3 separate regions of the Homo sapiens genome follow, and all the other regions are linked to region 1. The links are chromatin contacts, found by Hi-C or POLR2A ChIA-PET in ENCODE. All regions are on one chromosome and are shown on one strand. Each heading gives the region's core, a stretch centred on a gene start or an enhancer-like site at or near the end of the contact. The rest is flanking DNA. Distances are from core to core; before and after follow the strand shown.

What was found. A loop is a pair of places that touch in the nucleus more often than their neighbours do. ChIA-PET counts read pairs that join two places held with the same protein, here RNA polymerase II (POLR2A). Pooled maps may share reads with other maps.
Region 2: a loop to region 1 is called in a map of CD8-positive, alpha-beta T cell, with 12 times the contacts of the local background. The contact joins two enhancer-like sites. A Hi-C loop is called at or near these places in 18 of 168 maps with a recorded cell type or tissue (CD4-positive, alpha-beta T cell, CD4-positive, alpha-beta memory T cell, CD8-positive, alpha-beta T cell and 14 more), 6 of 37 single-sample maps with no recorded cell type and 15 of 50 pooled maps. POLR2A ChIA-PET finds 5 or more read pairs at or near these places in 14 of 52 experiments (CD4-positive, alpha-beta T cell, CD4-positive, alpha-beta memory T cell, CD8-positive, alpha-beta T cell and 10 more).
Region 3: a map of CD8-positive, alpha-beta T cell shows a loop between it and region 1 (8-fold over the local background). The contact joins the promoter of ALDH4A1 here to the enhancer-like site in region 1. A Hi-C loop is called at or near these places in 46 of 168 maps with a recorded cell type or tissue (CD14-positive monocyte, CD4-positive, alpha-beta T cell, CD4-positive, alpha-beta memory T cell and 32 more), 23 of 37 single-sample maps with no recorded cell type and 30 of 50 pooled maps. POLR2A ChIA-PET finds 5 or more read pairs at or near these places in 14 of 52 experiments (CD4-positive, alpha-beta T cell, CD4-positive, alpha-beta memory T cell, CD8-positive, alpha-beta memory T cell and 11 more).

What each region holds. Positions count from the first base shown.
Region 1 is chr1:19,072,939-19,076,549 of GRCh38, forward strand. It overlaps UBR4 (ubiquitin protein ligase E3 component n-recognin 4), which reads right to left. Exons shown (of 106, transcript NM_020765.3): 106 at 1,572-1,958. The coding sequence ends at 1,894. Among named protein-coding and RNA genes, the nearest start is that of IFFO2, 120 kb to the left of the region's middle. Within about 2 kb of position 2,070, at least 17 of the 41 ENCODE cell types and tissues checked have a DNase peak (open chromatin) inside an H3K27ac peak, as active enhancers do; they include CD8-positive, alpha-beta T cell, breast epithelium, gastrocnemius medialis and 4 more, where a contact is called at or near this core.
Region 2 is chr1:18,924,911-18,928,125 of GRCh38, forward strand. The region is part of intron 1 of IFFO2 (intermediate filament family orphan 2); the gene reads right to left. Among named protein-coding and RNA genes, the nearest start is that of ALDH4A1, 24 kb to the left of the region's middle. RefSeq lists enhancers at 1,720-1,939, 1,965-2,591, 2,220-2,339, 2,840-2,929. Within about 2 kb of position 1,866, at least 34 of the 41 ENCODE cell types and tissues checked have a DNase peak (open chromatin) inside an H3K27ac peak, as active enhancers do; they include CD8-positive, alpha-beta T cell, sigmoid colon and thyroid gland, where a contact is called at or near this core.
Region 3 is chr1:18,901,032-18,904,251 of GRCh38, forward strand. ALDH4A1 (aldehyde dehydrogenase 4 family member A1) reads right to left here and starts at 1,524. Exons shown (of 15, transcript NM_003748.4): 1 at 1,431-1,524. The coding sequence starts at 1,492. It overlaps LOC124903866 (a long non-coding RNA gene), which reads left to right and starts at 1,082. Exons shown (of 2, transcript XR_007065519.1): 1 at 1,082-1,221; 2 at 1,779-2,340. RefSeq lists a silencer at 1,291-1,510 and enhancers at 1,591-1,820, 1,760-2,577.

The sequences.
Region 1 (3,611 bases), core at 820-3,319:
AGCTCACCTGGCTGCTCCTCACGCTCCCTCCTTGCTTTGCTGTCTGGATGAGGCTGCTCCACTTTATTTCTCACAAGGAGGTGATGTAATAGCGAACAGACTCCTGAACACCTGAATCAGTCTCTCGGAGACCAGCAGAAAGTGGGCAACCACAGACACACAGCAGGAGCAAGCCTGAGGCATTCCCAGTATAAGGCAGAAGGGTGCCAAGACCAAGGGTCTCCATCGTCCTCACTGAACTCAGCTGGACTTCACCTGGGGCATGGGTGCCTTCCTTCAGACTAAAACAAGTTCACTAACAGTAAGAAAAGCTACTAGTTACTACACAGCAGGCAGATTAGCTCGTGGAAACCTCAGCACCCTCCCGCCACATAGATATTCCCATTTGACAGGTGAGGAGACTGTGGACACAGCAGGCAGTGGAGCTGGGATCTGAACAACAGAGTGAGTGCCTGGCCGCGCTTCAACCAGGCTGCTCCCCACCCTGGAGCCACGCCAGTCCCTCAGAAGCCCGGTGTCCCCAACACAAACACCAAAGTATGCTCGTGCAAGCCAGCACATGCATGCTCTGGCCTGCCAGGGCTTCCAGCTGGGCCCTTGCCACAAACGCCTTTGTCTCTCCAGCTTAGTCCAGGCACGACACTCATGGCTGCTTGTGGCTGTTCGGTCCGAGGCTCTGGGGAGGGATGTGAAATCCTGGCTGTGGAAGTCTACAGGAGCCCAGAGGCCACCCTCAGTCCCAGATGATCTGGCTTGAGGAGTGAGCCACAGAAACTGGACATCCAGACAGGAGAGGCCGACGTCAGTTGGCCGAGTGGCCCGCAAAGAACGAAAGGAGATGGGCATGAGCGAGCCCTCCCTCCCACGAGGTGAGCCTTCTCCCGAAGTCTGGGGAGAGGCCCTCGGGAGTCCTGCTGCCCACGTGTGTAGGGGAGCAGGTCTGAGGCCTCCAGGAGCGGCAGCCACAGTGGTCAGGACACAGCTTCGGAGGCACAAACCTGACAACTCCACAGCCCCTGGCTGGGAGCCCTTGGGCAAGCGGCTCTGGCTCATGGGCAAAGAGATTAGAAATAAGATACACTGGGTGCTTGGCAATGTCAATAGCAGCCACTCTCTTTATCCTGATCCTAAGTCTGCCCCAGGCCCTCTCTTAACATGACAACCCTGGAGAGAAGTCACCAAGGGATTCCCGATTCACAGCAGCATGAGAATGTCAAATGCTCCCCAGGCCTCTGTGGTCCAACAAGACTGTGCCCTACTCCGCGAGCCTTCCTTCAGCCGAGGGCTAGGAAAGCTCTGGGCTCCACGTGTCTTTGGGTTCCAGCTCTTAAGGCCAAAAAATTAAGAGCAAGGCATGGGCTTTGTTTTGGGAAAAATCAGAGCCATCCAATGTGGTGCCCCAACTTGCTGGCCAAGAATAGACAGGTTGCACTTAGCGCTGACAACAGGCCTGGAGACAGCGGGTCTGACATGAGTCTTCCCGGGCTGACGCCGGAAATGGCTGTGCATTCAAGGGAAACCATTTGGCCTGCGCCACTGAGGACGAGTTGAAGCAGCAGGCAACACCTTCCTTTTCAATGTGTGTTAAGTCACTTGTTTATTTCTCAAGATGTGCACACTCAAGTATGAAGCTGGCCGGGACAACTCATGGCTCCTAGGTATGTACAGGCCCTTTGATGGCTTGGGTTACAGACAACCTCATAGCTGGTGCACCACACACACGAGATAAAACAGGAAGCCTAAAAACCCCAAGCCACACCAAGAAAAATGAGAGAGGGGAGGGCGGGGTAACAATGCAGCATCCCGCGGAGGGAACTTAATGCACAAGGAGGGAGAACAGAGGGTGGAAGGCAAGCCAGCTTCGTCTTCGCCGCCGCAGCTGCTGTGTGGTGGTCAGGGGACTGAGTTCAACAGGTCCTTCAGGAAGCTCTCTGGATCGGTGATTTCTGATAAAAGACCTGCAAAGCACAACGGGCAGAGGTGTGTCAGGAGCAGGCATACAGCCCCCATTCCCCCTGAGTCACAGCTGCCGCATCTAGCAGAGAACACACTGCGGTCCGACAAGCTCTGGCCCGGCTGCTCACTGGACAGCAGCATGACCGGGGAGGTAGTCATTGAGCAAAACCCTGTTCCGCAGGAGGAGTCCTGTTCCAGAAGCAGGCACTGCTGGAAGGTGTTTTTGTTCTCACATTTGAATAGGGTGTGTCTGATGTTCTGAAATTTTCTAACAGCTTAAACAAAGTAATAAAGTGGTGCTGTCAAAACCTGACCTAGGAGTGGAAGGCACGGAGGCTCGCTGCCTGGCAAAGGCTCTGGCTCTCCCTGGCTGCAGGCCAGGGGTGCTTGCCAGCAGCTCAGGGCTGATGTGGAGCTCGAGCCCAAGGGACCCTCCTTCCTCTGCCCACCTCCTCCTCCTCTCACTAGCTCCAACTTCCACAGTCACAGTGACACAGGCTCATGCAACAGGCACAGGGCCCAGCACTGAGGACTTTACCAGCCCACCTGGTCCCAGGGCTGACTTTCTGGGAAGAACGCGAGGCATGTGCTAAGGTATGATGCTGGTGAAACATCTAGGCTGAAACAGAGCCAGTGGGAGCCGTAAAGAGGTGGTGGAGTTAACAAACACACAGAGGTGAGCAGTGTTAGCACAGGCCCGCCCAGACGCGGAGGCAGGCACCAGGTCGACGAAGACCATCCCAGCACAGAGCTTCCGCTGAGGACACTGCAAGGGGCAGCCAATGCGGAGGCACAGAGCTGTTTGGGAAAATCGGTCAGCTGGCTCTGAGCTGGGAAGAAAGAGGAATTCACACTGAGCAACACTCTAGCCCTTTAGTGGGTCTCATTCCCAGAGGATAACAAGATAGAGAAAATGTTAGCAGAGGCGTTCTCCTAACAGTGGGATCTGGGGGGAGTTTGTTTTCCTGCTTCTTTATACTTTACAAAATTCCCACAACGAATGCCATAAAAAAATGAAACAAGATCATAAAAAAGAGCTGGCAGGTTTGGTTACCTGTGCGTTGGCTCTGGGGAGCTGACCTTTGTAGGGCGGGTGCTCTGATGGGGGCTGTAATGCCGCGGCGCCCACAACCTCACAGGGCACTGTCTTTTAACCCTAGGTGGATTTCCCAGGCACGGGCCAAGTCACCTCCCCCTGCTGTCACTTGGTGCTTGGTTATGAAATACAAACCAATTCTAATGTGTTTGTTTGCAATTAGAATGACAAATTTGTTACACAAAGAATTTCAATTTTACTAGCAGTAGGATAAGGAATTGTCTGACCACGTCTCCCACACCCACAGTTCAGAGCGGCCCTGCTGGGTCGCCCATGCCTCCCTGGGGTCAACTGTGACCTAAGACGCAGGAGGAAGACAGGGGCATTCCAATTTGCATGTTAATTCTCTGAACTGCCATTAAAAAACAGACTCAAACAGGGATGCTATCACTTTCTAGCTATGTTCCCTTGGCCACTTATTTGATCTTCAGAGCCTCATTTACCCCATCTATAAAATGGGGATAACCAAAGCTCCTGCCTCATATAGGGCTGCCTCGAGGGCTGAGATCACATACAGTGAACAGCCCATGTCGGGGAAAGAGGGGGTGCTCAGTACATG
Region 2 (3,215 bases), core at 616-3,115, 150 kb before region 1:
GCACATGCACTGGGCTGGAAAGCTACCCTGTCCCCACTTTACAAGTGGGAAAATGAAGACCCAGGGCCTATGGACAACTCCAGCCACGGCTGACACGGCCTGAATCACTGAGAGCCGCCCCTGCCCACCCTGACCCAACAGCTCATAAAACTTCCAAATCCTTCTCTTTTCTAGCGCTGGATGAGAGAAGGGACATTTATTGATTACCTTCTCGGTGGTATCCACCACATTAGGCACTCATACTTCCCTCTATAAAATCCCGCTGAGCCCTCCCCTGGGGATCATCCCCATGTTGCAGATGAGGCTCAGAGGTCAGGTAACTCATTTCCCCTCTTCCTCTCTCCTCCTCAGCCTCCTGAAACCCTAGCCATTCTCCCAGGCTTGTCTCAAATGTCATCTCTTCCCCAAGCCTCACATCCACTTCCATTGTTTGCCCCACAGCTTAAAGCAGTGGAGGCCCCAGGATCTCCTCTTCCCCAGTGGCATGGTTGTGGGATCCCACGGCACACAGCTCTTGCCCAAAGGAGCCAGTCCCGTGACGCCAGGGCCAGTGATGGCTCCATTGTGTGGTCACCGCCACTTCCACCTTCCCCACCGCCACCGGGGGCTGGCACTCATCTCGGGAGGTCTCAGGCACAGAGATGGGGCAAAGAGGAAGCAAGAGGCAAGTTCCCTGGTCTAGGTGGGAAAACAGGCACAGGAGCCGGGTCTCAGGTCGGGGGTCCAGTCCTTCTGCAGGCCCAGAGAGCTGGTTATGATGATCATTCCTGTGCTTGCTACTGTATTCCCTGCACCTCAAACTGGCTGGGCACTTGCTAAGGAGTCAGACATTTATCGAATGGATTGGTTGGATGGATGGATGGATGGATGGATTGGTTGGATGGATGGATGGATTGGTTGGATGGATGGATGGATGGATGGATGGATGGATGGATGGATGGATTGGTTGGATGGATGGATGGATGGATGGATGGATGGATGGATTGGATGGATTGGTTGGATGGATGGATGGATGGATGGATGGTTGGATGGATGGATGGATGGATTGGTTGGATGGATGGATGGATGGATGGATGGATGGATGGATGGATTGGTTGGATGGATGGATGGATGGATGGATGGATGGATGGATGGATGGATGGATTGGTTGGATGGATGGATGGATGGATGGATGGATGGATGGATGGATGGATTGGTTGGATGGATAGATGGATGGATGGATGGATGGATGGATGGATGGATCCAAAGCTGCACTTACTCCTCAGTGCCCTGATGGCCCTCGCCTCCAGACAGAACTCCTTTCCCCCAGAGCATCCTTAGACTGAACATCCCAGCCCAGGGGCTCACAGGAGGCAAATTCCCAGCATAGCCCCTGCACTCAGCTTCATCCATTCGGCTCCAGAGCCTCTCCTGGGAGAGGCCAGGCCAGGCCAGGGGGAGGGATGGCCAGGGCAGGAAGCAGGCAGGAGAAGGAGAAACCTTCCCTTTCCCACTTCCCACAGCCCTGGGCCAGGGAGGGGAGGCAGGGATGTCAGAACAAAGAGTGCAGGGAGAGGAAATGACTCCACAAAAGCACAAAGCAGCTGAGATCAGGGGCCTCGGCCACCATCTTAGCAGAACAAGCACTCTCTGAGGCTGGTGGCCAGGAGGGAGAGGTGGCAGCACCACCCCAGCCAGATGTGGTCTCTCCGCATTCCTGAGGAGCCACCACTGGAACCACGTGAGGGACGAGAAGTCTCTGCTGGCCTCTGGGGAAAAGGGGTGGGCAGATTCTATGCCAGTCCCCACCCCCACCCCACTCAGGGCCAGTGCCTCCCCCTCTCCCGTCAGCTCAAGATGACACACAGACCCGCAGGAAAGGGACCGACAAGCCTGCCCTACAGAGGGGCGGAAACCCAAGCTGAAGTCACCAGCAGAGGGGCTGACTCACAGATTTTTCACTTCCTGTGCAGTCAGAAAAAGAGGCTCGAGGCTCCCGCTCAGGAGGAAAGTAGGTGCAGGCCCAGCAAAACAATGAAGCCCTCCAGGGACGAACCTGGGGCTCCTGGAGTGAGCATCCCAAGACACCAGGGCAGCAAGAGACGGGTTCAAATCCTGCCCCATCACTTCCCAGTTGCGTGATCTTGAGCAAGTCAGTTACCCTCTCTGGGCCTCAGTTGTCCCCTCTGTGAGTTGGGAAACCAGCCACCCCCTTTCGAAGGTGGCTGTGAGAACTACAGGAAGGGGATGGTGTGGGTAAAAGCACCCTGGCATCCAGCAGACCATGGGTGTTCAGCAGCTCCACGTCAACGGCACAGCGCATGGCTGCCTCCCACCTCCAGAGTTGGGAGGGAGGTGTGGAAATGGCCCACACCTTGCGGGAAGGCGAGCGGCCGGCACGCCTAGGCCGACTCACTCAGGTGAAGGGAAATGAGCTCAGGTGAGGCTGGGCTGGAGCCCTCAGTGGAAGACTTCATTCTGGGCCAAGCGTGGGCCTGGCCTCTGGCAGAGGGCAGGTGGGGGCAGAGAGCAGCTTCCTTCCCGGCGGGTGGAGGGCTGGCACCTTCTCAGCTCCACCCTGGCCTCGGGGAGCTCACCCCACTGCAGCAGGGCTGGATGCAGGTGGCCAGGGAGCTGTGCTGGAGCCCGGCTGCTCAAACCACAGATTTGGCCCAGCCAATGCCCCTCAGCTCTGCGCTGCCCTAGCTCCTGTGTTTGCCCACCTGCAGATGCACAGAGGCATCCTCACAGCAGAGCCAGGGCCAAGCCTGGGGGCCCCAATCAGCTGTTCTTCTCTAAAATAATATCTGAGCTGGAAGAAGAGGCTGCAGGCACAGTGGTAGACCAGGGGAGCCCTTTCTGCAAATGCAGTTTTGCAGAAGCTGATGGATTGGGAAGACCAGAGCAGGCTCCCCGGTGGGGTCAGGGCTGCGTGCCCCCAACAGCCTCCACTTGCTTCTTCTGAGCCCTTCTAGAGAACCTGAAAACCACAACCGAGTCAACTTCCTCCTTGCACACCATCCCCCTCGAATACCACAGACAATTCATATTTAAGGCAGAAAGAAAATCCGATAAGGGAGTGGGAGTGGGGCAGGGCTGGGAATACAATGTGGAAATCCCGCCACCACTGCTAACACAGGGCTCACCTCCTGGGCAGCTCAGCACTGATGCACGTGTGGATGCCTTGCCTCCTGACTTTCTCTCCCACATGGCACGCTGCAAGCCCGTCTTCTCCC
Region 3 (3,220 bases), core at 274-2,773, 170 kb before region 1:
CCATGTAAATTCCCTGGGTACCCCTCATCTCTAGGGTGTTTGGCAGAGCACCAGCTCACAGTAGGCACTCAGTAAACACAGGACTCTATAAGCTCCATCTTCCTGAGTCTCAGAGTGCAGGGAAGGCCTGCAAACGGGATCACACAGGGAGTATGGCAAGTGTGGCCCCAGTCTCAGCCTAGAAGAGGAACCCCTCTGTCCCATGTCCTCTTCCTGCGCCCTTTCCTATCCCCTCTTCACCCACAGAGGACACACAGCAGTGTTGCAACTCACTTGTGCTCAGAGCACCACCATGCCATCCCTTGGGGGAAGGGAGAGGGCCACTGATTAACTCAGAAAGGGCACAGCTCATCAGGAAAGACACTGCCACTAACAGCCCCAGGGGTCAAGCAAACAAACCTCAAATGGGAGGGGGGGCTGATCCACAGGTGGGCAGCCCCACCAGACTAGGAACCCCTCTGGGGCAGGGTCTGTGTCCCACCTACCTCTCCAAACCTAGCTCCGAGCTGGAGGGGCTCTGAGAATATTTGTCATTGAGTGGGCAAGGGTCCAGGCACCTGGCTCCACAATGTCAGGTTTGCAAATCGGGATTTGAAGGGCAGGTCCACCCCTGAACTGCTCCTGGGTTTCTTCATTATTTGGAATAATGACCTGCCTCACAGGAGTGAGAAGTTTAAATAGAGGTGATAATGATGATGATCGTGGCAATAATAATAACCGGGCGCTGCCTTTGTGCTGGGCACTGTTCAGTGCACTCCCCATGTATTAACTCATTTAATCCTCATAAGACACCTGCCAATTGCCCGGCCAGCATTTGGTTCATTATAAGCACTCTATAAATATGATTATTCCACCTACAAGAAGAAAGGAATCCTTTTTTCTGTCCAACATTTAACTTGAAAAAAAAAAAAAAAAACGGGCGGCGGGGTGTGTGGGGAGCGGAAAAGAGAGAGGTAGAAATCCTGGTAGAAGGAGAGGACTCGGGGAATCCGGGGCGGGATGGGGACACTGAACGTGAGACGAGGGTGGGGAAGTGAGATGTGTGGTGTGCTAAAAATAGAAGGGCCCCTCAGGGGAAGCCAGCAAATTGCGAAGATCCAGTATTAGGAGTGAGGTGAGTGACTACAGAGGCTACTTTCCGAGCGTGGGAACCGGCAGGGCCACCGAGGCACCCTACTCGGTCGCAGGATTCGGGAAGAGGGGTCCCCTCGCTAAAGGAAGGTGACTACCTGAGGGAGGAGGCTAAGGGATCTCAGTGGGAGAAAGGCCTGGGTGGGGGTCGGAGGGGAGCCCCTGAGGAACCCGGCGTTGACCGAGGCAGCTTGGGGGTCCGGCAGGGAGGGAGTGCGGCGCGGGGGACGCCCAGTGACTCTCAGGCTCCCGGGCCCCAGGCGCGCGCTCGGGCCGCCCCGGGCCCCGTGCTCACTCACCCGGCCCCGGTCCAGGGGCGGGACAGCAGGGCGCGGCGGAGCGCGGGCGCCGGCAGCAGCATCTCGGGTTAGAAGCGGGGCTGTTCGCTGGATCGTCCGCCCGGGCGCGGCGAGAATGCACAACCCCGTCCAGAGCGCACCACCTCGATCCTCGGGGGGAAACGGATCACCCCGGCTGTCCTCCGAGCTCGGGATCAGCCAAAGTCCCACTATATTTAGCTTCGGCTAATAAAAAATATTTCTAGTGCCATAACGGGGGCATTACACAACACAGGACAAGGGAACCCGAAAGCGAAGTCCTGAAATGCATGCGTTTTCCCCTCCTCTCTTTATGGTATGACCCGGGAGAGAGGGCGTGAACTCTGTCGACCAGTCAGAGTGACACACCAAAGCTTCTGAACCAATCAGCGGGGCGGTCCTGCGGCAGCCTTCCAAAGCGGAGCAGAGAGGGGCTGAATAGAGCCAATGAGATAACCGAAATGGGACACGTGCTGAAGCGGGGCAGAAGGACTCGCTGCGTCCGGCCCTCTGGCGTGCGCCCCGGGTTCGATGGGAGTCCGACTGACTTCTCTCGGGCTGCCGGTGGCTTGTACAAGGCTGGAAACCTGTCCGCTACCAGACTCCTCGACCCCGCAGGGCCACAGCGCGGCCAGCCCCCTGCTTCTTCCCGGGGGCTGCGGCCCCTGGAATGAGCCTGCCTTCCAGCTTCTTGGCCAGGACCCAGCCGCTCTCCACCTACCCTCCAGGCGCGGGGCCGGCCAGCTTCTTAGCTTCCTTGCAGATTACGATCAATGCAAGATAAAACCTGAGCTGGCCAACGCTTAGCTTTTCATTTAAAGCCTTTGGCCGCAAAACCAGTTGTTCCTGAGCCTTTTACCCCCAAGTAAAAATTTCAGCTTTCTTTGCAAAATGTTGTGTGCTTGGTAAACACTAGAATGCTATTTAAAACTTGGATTCTGAAGTCTTCTCTGATGACGAGGTCTCAGGGACCCAATCTATTCCTAAAGTAATGTTACGTTTCCTTACTCTCTGTTCTAATTTGTTTATATTTCTTCCAGCAGCATGAACCGCGCACCTGCTTAGGAGTCAGTTCCCATGCTGATTTTGGTTCCTCAAGCAGGGCACTAGGCAGACTACATATCCTTTCCGGGCCTCAGTTTCCTCATCTGTAAAACGGAAGTAATAGTACCCAACTCACAAAGCCCCCGTGATCTTAAGCCACTTATTTTTCTCCAGATTACACCATTTGAGGTACTTTGGGAGAATGTAAACATTTAAATGAAGAGTAGGAGAGGGAGATTACCTAAATGCCAAGTATTAGGAATGGCAAAAAGCAAATTGGAATTGGTGGCGGCTATTTGTCTTCACCTTTGGAGAAAACCCTAGACAGGTGGGCTCAGTTCACATTTGGGCAATGTTGCCCTGAACATGCCCATTGACAAGAAAAACTAGAACATTGGTTACTGTCAAATCCAGAGCCTGGGAAGGTGACCTCCTGTGGGCACGTTGGAGAGCCTGGAAAAATGGGGGCTTTGTGGTTAAAAGGACATCAGTTCCAAACCAGGCCAAGCCAGTTACTGAGCCTGTGATGTCTCATGTCCTCTCTTCCCCTTCAGTAAAATGTGTGTAATGATTCCTGCTTTGTCATCTTCCAAAGCTTTTATTGTGAGCTACAAATGTAACAGGTGATATGAAATCCCCTATTTTATGGCTAATTAACTAATGAGTTTGAGGGTTTCTGTGGCCTTCCGTCCTCCTACCCCTCCCCCAACACCAGATTCATCTTCTGT